Regions from separate parts of the Homo sapiens genome. Here region 2 is linked to region 1. A link is an interaction called in ENCODE POLR2A ChIA-PET data of the cell type or tissue named here. Cell type or tissue: PC-3. All regions are shown on one strand. Links, peaks and the distances in the headings refer to the core of each region. The heading gives the core; the rest is flanking DNA.

Evidence for each region. ChIA-PET counts read pairs that join two places held together with the same protein. Peaks named below come from ENCODE experiments on the same cell type or tissue, not always from the same donor. Only the 100,000 strongest peaks of a DNase experiment are listed, where the experiment ranks them.
Region 2: POLR2A ChIA-PET joins it to region 1 with 13 read pairs; 5 of 35 experiments call an interaction of 5 or more read pairs at or near these places.

Annotation. Positions count from the first base shown.
Region 1 is chr11:96,110,667-96,115,064 of GRCh38, reverse strand. All of the region lies in intron 1 of MAML2 (mastermind like transcriptional coactivator 2), which reads left to right. Among named protein-coding and RNA genes, the nearest start is that of MTMR2, 190 kb to the right of the region's middle. In PC-3, for the core only: no CTCF peak of the experiment used is centred there; no DNase peak of the experiment used is centred there.
Region 2 is chr11:96,312,499-96,316,896 of GRCh38, reverse strand. All of the region lies in intron 1 of MAML2 (mastermind like transcriptional coactivator 2), which reads left to right. Among named protein-coding and RNA genes, the nearest start is that of MIR1260B, 27 kb to the left of the region's middle. In PC-3, for the core only: no CTCF peak of the experiment used is centred there; DNase peaks (open chromatin) are centred at 2,086 and 2,396; H3K4me3 peaks cover 1,321 bases; H3K27ac peaks cover 3,595 bases.

The sequences.
Region 1 (4,398 bases), core at 270-4,269:
ATCTGTGACCTATGCCAGCCCATGAACTTCCGTGTCCTCTCCTGAAGAACCTCAGCAGAAACGTACTTCTGACAGCTCAGTTTCTAACCAACCTCCATACCGGCTGCCTCTGCCTCACTAGAGATCTTGACAACAGTCTTTTTGATCCCAGCCAGCTCACCTCTTCCCTCTCCACCCTCCCTACTCCTGTTTATTTCTTTGCCTATTGGGATCAGAGTTCTTGGCTCTGTTCCACATTCCAGGTATACTTAATCCTTGCCATGGTAGCTCAGCAGATGGGGCCTGAGCCTTTTCTACTGACAAAGACACCTATGTGGGGCCCTCAAGTCTGCCATTTAACCAGTTCTCAAGGAGTTCAGAAAGGAGGGAGGCCGGCAACACTTTTCAGTATTCACAATTCCCTTTCATGGTGAGAGCCTCTCTGGTGAAACTTTAGATGCTACTTCTTTATTTCCAAAAATATTTTGGGCTTTCCCATCAGCACAGCCAACAATATAAATCACTAAGAGTCTAGGGAGGGTGTGAGTATGTGAGATCACAAGCTACAGAAGCCAGAGGCTGTAAAGTGGGACTTGCAAAAGCAGAGATAGGTGGGGTGGATTTGCATGAATTCATTTCAAACTGAGGTTCTGAGTGGGGAGGGAAGAGGGAGTGAGAAGGAACAAGAGCTAAGGAGATTAGGATCAAACGATGAAATTAGGTGACAGAAACTGAAATCTGGTACCTCTAGACTGATTTCTCACCAAGACTCTTGGTACCTTTCTCAGTCTGGAATATTTTTGCCCATAGCAAAGTCTGAACCATCAAGGAATGGTCAGGATTTCCCTCAGAAGACATGATTCCTGGGGCCAGGCATGATGGCTCATGCCTGTAATCCCAGCACTTTGGGAGGCCAAGGTAGGAGGATCACTTGAGGTCAGGAGTTCAAGACCAGCCTAGGCAATGTAGCAAGACTCTGTCTTTGAAAAAAATTTAACAAATTAAAGATAATTAAATTAGATGTTTAAAAAACCAAGGCCTGTTTCCCTGATTTTTTTTTTCTTCAAATTCTCCAACTCTGGAGATGGTATGTCAGTTTCCTAGAGCGGGGCTTCATCAAATGTTTTATTTTTATTTTTATTTTTAATTTTTCCAGTAGGTGTTTTCAACCACACTCTCTATGAATGACTTCAAATTCTCTCCATGAATAAATGAAGCATTGTGTACTTAAACTTATACAACCGCCTTCATATGCTTTCAGTGGTTTCAAGGCCTCAGTAGAGCTTAAAAATGTATAGCACTACATGCCCCCTTTAGGGAGTTAAGAGATGGGGGAGAGAGTAGTCTATGTTCCCTAGGGGCCAAACACCCTGGATTAAAGCCTCCTATTTTTCTTTTTCATCATTCGTAACCATTTCAAATGCAAACCCATAGAAAAACACGTTCCTTTCTCTTTTTTTTCTTTTCTTTTTTTTTTTTTTCAAACAACGGGGATGGAGAAACATTAGGAGCAGAGTAAAAGCTGTTCAGTGTGCTTGGATGACTCAGTCTAAAATAGTATTATAGCTTGGCAGCAAATCTACTTCAGGGAAGCTGGTGGGAGACTAAAATAAAAGTTAAATTGAGGGGGTAAATCATTTTATCAGGCTTAGGATTTTTACTTGATGTAATGAGATTCTCAATGTAAAATGAGTTAATATGTCTGCCTAAGGGCATAAATATTCAAAGAAAGAATTTGAAAATACAGACTCAAAGTAAAGAGCAGTCTGAAATAAAACAATGCAAGGCAGTGAAATTTTCCTCATGGAAATTTTGGCACAATATGCTTCCTTTTGAACAGCATGATTAAATGTGAGTAGCCCTAGCTTGTCGCTAAGAAAAAGAAAGCCTCAAAGTTTTTTTTTTTTTTTTTTGTCTTTTAAAGACTTTTCTATTGGGTTCTATTTTCCTCCTCCTCTTCCTCCTTCCCATCTATTTTCTAGAAAAACTATCCTTTTTTTTTGCCCTGCAAAATGCAAACTGAATTCAGATTGTTCATAAAAGATGAAGCCAAACATATTTCTGTATTGTTGCCTTTTTGCTCACTGATTTTCTGTGACTCAAATGCAGAGAGAGCCCATAGTGCAGAGGGCGAACTTTTGCTTAGCCCACAACCAGAAAGGGAAACCCCAGTGTTTCTTCTCAGCAGTTGACCAAGTGGCCCTCACACTTTCTTTCTTGCCTTTCTTTTTCTGTTTCTTTCTGAAAACACTTTCAATTAAGCCACCTATGTTCCTTATATCACAAAAAGTAATGAGTCAATCAAGCCTGTATTATCAGTTATTCTTTCAAATTAATAGGCTTATGGAAGAAAGGGATGGCTAATGCATAGATATCAGACACATAATCACAGAAGGTGAAGTTGGGGCAAGAGTGGGAGGTCAGAGGCCTATCCTCCTCTTACCTAGAAAGTAGAATCAGAGGGGAGGGAAGAATGGTCTCCTTCTGGTTCTGTGATGGCTTTTTATATCCTGTTAGTACTTCGTAGACTGAAATGATCTTCACACAAATACTCCTGGTGACATTTGTGTAAGTCAAGAAGCATACCCAGCGGCTCAGGCATTTTAGTCCAGCTACTCCCAGGAAAAGGAAATGGATGTACACAGGTTCTTGGGCGGAGCCCTGCTTTCACTCCAGGGCCTCTGAGAGGCAGGCCCGAGGCCATGCTCCTGAGATGGACACTGCCCCAGGTCATGCTTCATGCCACACAACATGGCTGCTGAGTTTTGAGCAAAAACCAGACATCAGACTGTCTTTGGGAATGGCCTAAGCCCATTTCCTCTTAATTGCTTTCTTCAAGGCCCTGTCAAGTCTGATCACTATGAAATTGTTTGGTTGGCCTTGTGGTAGAGAAATAGCTGTGTTATGTATAGAGTGCCCTATCCGATGGAAGCATCCACTGATGCTTCTGTTTCCATTTTTAAAAATCTTTTATTTTCACCATTTAATCTTTGACAATCTTGATATACTGATGTTTCTCTCTGGCCTTCCACGTGGCACAAGGATCTGCTTGTTTAACGAGCAGCATTTGTAAGTACTCAAGTAGGGGCCCTGTGATAGATGATTGTTACTATAGCAACTTTCTTTTTTTTTTAGAAAAAAAGAAAACTAACCTTGTGAATGGACACATAAGAAATCAAAAGAAATTAAAATGTTTCCCTCAGAGCAGAATATAGCTGGAATGCTGAAGTCTCCCTCAACCTCATGAAAAGATTTGTGTGAACAATTTCCATGCTTTGGATTGGGCATAGCCAGCTGTGGGCTCTGAATTCCCAGAATAATGTTTTAGTGTGAAAATCAAACACTTGTATTCTTTTTTCAAAGCTTTTCTTTAATTATGGAGGAGATGGCCAACATGTGGGACAATGTCACTGTCAAGCACCTAGAGGTTATGCGTATGCAGCATCTTACTTAAAAACCTCACATTCACATCTTTTAATGTGTTCCACCAATAAAGATGTGCCATTTCCTTTTCAGAGCTGTGGTCTTAGCAACTTGATGTCAGCTTTTTCAGCTCTCCCAGCAGGGAAATTCAGGTGAATTCCAAACTGTGATTAGAGAGATCTGAGTGGAGTTAAAAGGAGTCAAACAATGGGAAAGAAGAACACTCACACAGACACACATGCACACAGACCAGCTGCGCGCAAAGATAAATTGCATCTGCGTATGACTGTTGGCGCTTGTCATGAAGCAGTGAATTTGCTAGGAATAGGTACAGGTCAATGGGAGAGAAAAAAAATCTCTCTGCTGCCAAAAATAATAAAAAGGAGGAAAAAAGCACCTGTGACACTAGCTATCATGGAGGAAAAAAGGGTGTTACTTAATGATATTGAAAGTTTAAAAATATGATGGGAAGCAAAAGCAAGAAATAAAATGATGTGTGCTTACTATGTGAGCACAGATAGTGGAGAATGGTCTCAATTGATGCAGAGATGGATCAAGGGTTGTTGGATTGCTCTGTCCTTCCCACTACCCCTCCCCACTCCCTTATTTTCTGACCTCTGACTATATTTTCTTTGATGGAGAAAATGATAGGCTTGATAATACATGATAGGCATCCAAAGATCAAACTTTATTAGAGCCTTCTTATTCAGGAGCATGAAACTGTCTGGTCAAAAGCAAGTCCCATATGTGACCTTAATTTAACAAGCGATTAGACCCAATCCTGATGCTTTGAAATATCTTTGGTTATCAAGATCAAATAGGATACTATTTTAAATAGGCTTTTAGTATCCTCAGATTTCCTGAAAATATATGCTGCCAAAATTTTCATTCAACCCACTCAATGCCGTCCATCTCTTTTGTAAGTCTCCCATGGAGTATTTTTTTTTGTTGTTCCTTAAATAAGATTTTGCCATATACGTATATTTATTTGGAAAT
Region 2 (4,398 bases), core at 329-4,328, 200 kb before region 1:
AGTTCCATCTTCAAAGCATAGCTTGAATCCCCTGTCTGGGCACCACTTTGGCCCAGTTCAGGATCCCCTCTCCCCTCGACTGCTGCAATGGCATCTTCTTTCTAGTATTGTCCATACTGAGTACAGCAACAAAAGTTAACACCTTTCAACATACAATTGTTTACATCCTACCCCTGCTTAAAACTCTTAAGTAGCCTCCTGTTGCACTTAGAATAAAATCCAGGCCCCTTACGCAAGCCTGTAGGTCCTGCTCATGCTGCTGCCTGCCTCGCTTTTCAAGCCACCTTTGCTTACTACACAGAAGTTGTGTGTGGATCATTTAATTCTCCAAATGAGCCCAGATCTTTCTCCCCAGAGGGCCTTTTATTATGTTATTTCTCCAACTCATCACCTGGCTGCCTCCCACTTAATTTTTAGATCTCAACATGAATGGTAGCCTTATTGAACATCCCTCCTAAAGAGATTACTCTTCTGTTATTCTGTATCTTAGCCCCTTCTTTGTTTTATTTATAGCATTTGTTACAACCTGCATTTTCTGTGTTTATTTATGTATTGGTTCCCATTCTGGTCTATCACTCCCTTTAGAGTAGAAACTCCATTTTATTGCCTTTTTCATTTGTGTATCTGCAGTACCCACCAGAGTGCTTGGGTATACTGGTTGCTTCTTGAATGGGCAAGCAAGTACCCTGACTTATTCTATTCCAGAAGATAGGGTATAAAGGAACAGCAGGAATAGGTGCTTCTGTTTTCCCTAACAAATCCATCCCTCTAGAATATTAAGTGGAAGGATATTACAAGAGTATGCAACAAGTGACCCACTTACCCAGATTGAAACTCAAGGAACTGAACCAGAGATCCCCTCATTCTGTTTTTCAGAAAAGTCACAGGCTTACATATTGCTGAATGATGGCAAGGCTATGTCCACATGATAGAAAAACTGTATATCCCAGTTGACTGGTGCTTTTGGCTACCTTAATGGCTTCAGTCTACCTGCCGATCTGACCATTGGGAAAAAATTAGTTGTGAAGTTGCATTATGTAAAACTGAAGCTTGTGTAGTCAAGACCAGGGTTTCCCTATAGTTCCTCACAGCCAGCTCCTCTGTGCAGGGACTGGATGCATAGCCTGGCTCAGAGAGGATGGTAGGAGGCTTTGAGCCAAGTATCCTCAGGGACAACTAGATTGCTCTCTTCTCTGTTGGGCCTTCTGGGTACCACGCATGATGAGATTGAGTCATTCTGACCTGTCAGAGTGGGTGAGTGAATGCTATATGAAGATAAACCAAGACCATTAGAACCCTTTGAATCCAGAGGCACAAAAATGTAAAAAGCTCTATGAAAAAAACAGGAGTCTGGAAACTGTTAACAAGATCCTAGGACTAGTTTAAATTTTAAAGTGTGAAAGAGATAGCATTGGAATAAATAAAATGTACTTCTACTTTATACGGTAAGTGGAGATAAGCATATAGGAAAATCAGCCCAAGAGGTAGTAGCTTGAATGAAAATATAAGTATGAAATAAATTAGATACAATATAAATATATTTTACAGGAAACCAAAATGGATTATTTAGGGAATGTTTAGAGTTATCATTTCCAGCCTTTAAGGTTAACAAGAGGACAACTATGTCCTTCCACAAATTATCCATTGGCACCGTTTTGTCCTCATTTTTTCAATACCATTCCCCACCTTCCATCTACATTAGGACCATGAATTGGGATCAGACATTGTCAAGTATCCCCTGGAAGGCAAAATATGTCTGATGGAGAACCTCCTCTTTAATATACTCTTTAGAACTAAGGAAAACAGCCCAGGTTGTTGAAATCAGATTAGGAAACTCATACTATCTATCTCAGAAGCTTTCTAGTGCCTACTGTAACTAAATGGAACCTCTAGGGTTGGCACTTTGTTGTTTGGAGTAGGACAAATGTTTGGCCTTTTAAATTGTGGAGTAAGAATACAATTCCTCACTGGTGGCTGCAACACCAGCTTCCCGTTCAGAATGCTGACTTTGTCTGTCCTCTGGCCTAGAGTCTGGATTGCAGGGGGCTGGGATGGAGCCATGCCTGCCCCTGCCACTCCCATAACTACTTCCCCTCTGGACCCATTTGAAGGAAGGCTGTTTCTGTGCCAAACATTTATATTGGGTACAAAATGAGTCTATATTATCTTCTAGACAGAATAATGGAACAGTAGTTGACTCAGGGCTAGAATTTGGGAGGCATCTTGGAAAAGGGGAAAAAAAGTTAAGCTGCCTATTTTCCCGTTTCCCTGTGTTTTAGGTTATCTTAGCAGAAGGAGTTGAAACAAAGAGAAGGAGGTGGCAATGCCACCGTGTAAAATGCTTATTATACCTCTTAGATACGTGCAGCACTGGTCACCAACCCACAGGAAGGATGTTGTTATTGTCTGGGAGTGGGTGAGGCCTCATGAAAAATATCTGTGGTATGAGGAAATGTTAAACAAGCTGGTCTTGTTCTTACTAGGAAAGAGGGGATATCAAGAGGACTTAAAATGATTCCAAACTACCACTCAGAGTTAAAGGTGTTGTCTTTGAAATAATCCAAAAAGACCATCTGTAGCAGGCCCTAGCAGGCCACAGGTTTATAAACAGCAGCTGGCTGGCCTAGCTCAGGGGGCACAGGCCAAGAGGCCACCTGTGACTCTTGTCCCGTTTTGGTATTGGTTTTCTGTCTTTAAATCACATCACCCAGGGCTCAAGTTAAGCAAAATCTTCTCTGCAGAACTAGCCTTAGGAGACCTTAGAAAGTTCCCTTTCTTGAAAAATGCTACTTCAGTTTGCCTGAAATTTTTTCCTTTCCTTTTTCATATCCCTGCCCTCTCCCAAAGACCCTATGGGGAGAAGAAGACAAACAAATTTAGAAAGCAGAAACACCAGATGAATTACTGTGCTCCTACTCAAGCTACTTCACGGGATGTATCAGGGTACTTAAATCACCTGATTCACCTGGCATCAGAACCACCTGGAGTGCTTGATAAACTGCAGATTCTAGGGTCTTATTTCAAATGTCGAAAAATCCAAATTTCTGCTGTAAAACCCTAATATCTGCATTTTTAATCAAGTATGAGGACCTTCATGAGGATGGGTATATTTGTCTTTTTATTCACAAATGTATCCCAAAACACTAGATCACTTCCTAAAAACACCTTAAAAATATATGGTTCTCTGTAAATATTTATTGATGAGTGAACAAACCAAAGCCTTGTAGGATTGGCTTAGTAGGATTTGTTTTTGTTTCTTTTACTAAATTATAGCAGAAAACAGTGACAGGAAAGAGGAGTCTTTAATGGGAGAAAGGCAGGCTATAAAGAGGAAGGAAAAAGTCAGTTTGAAGAATGGGGCAATTTTGGGGAGGCTGGGCGAGGTGGGGAACAATAATGAAGACTGTGTGACCAAGAACAAGTGGTGGGATTTGGCATGGTGGGAAAGGAGTGTGAAAAAAGGGAAATGCAATGAGGCAGTGGCTAGAGCAAAGGTTCCGAAATTCCAGTGAGCCTCAGAATGGCCCGGAGAGCTGCTTACATTGCACCTTGGCGTCCACCCCAGTTCTGAGATGGGGATGAAGGATTTGCATTTCTAACAGCTGCTCAGGTGGATGCCGATGCCTCGGGATTTGTGAACCTCTTAGAGTTAGACTATTGGTCTCAGAAGTTAGATAGATCAGGTTGTGAGCCCCAGCTCTACCCCTTGCTAATTGTGGGATCTTAGCAATCTATTTAACCTCCGCACCTCAGTTTCCTTCACATGTGCAAGAGGGATAATGACGATTAGATGGTTGTGAGACTGAGTTGATGCACATAAAATACTTAGCATAGTAGCCAGCACATTCAAGTACTCACTATCTTAAAGATTATTATTTTGTCTGGCGCTAACACTGCACTTTTTGGGGAAAGTAGAAAATATAGTTGTCTTCCCAATGAAAGAGAACATATTGCTTCCTATAACTAGCATAACATTTAATAAAGAGATGGACTAGTTCAGATTCCAATACAACTAAGCTATTTATTTCTGTGTCACAGTACAGTTCCTAACTAACTGAAATTAGTTCCTGATAAGAAACTAAAGCTATTTTTCACAACAGGTAAGTCGATGGCCTGCCTGGAGATAGACGGTGTGATGGCTGCACAGCAATGTGAATGTGCTTAATGCCACAGACTTGTACACTTACAAATGATTAAAATGGTAAATTTTATGTAATGAATGTTCCACCACAATAAAAAAAAATAGTGGATAGCCTGAATATTACTTTCTGTGCTCTGCCTCATACTTCCTAGAGGGAAATTCAGTTTAGCATATTGTCAAACAACTATTGTTCAAATTTGCTTACTTAAAGAGTGACTAAATTTCAAAACATACATTGTACATCTCCTGGGATGAGC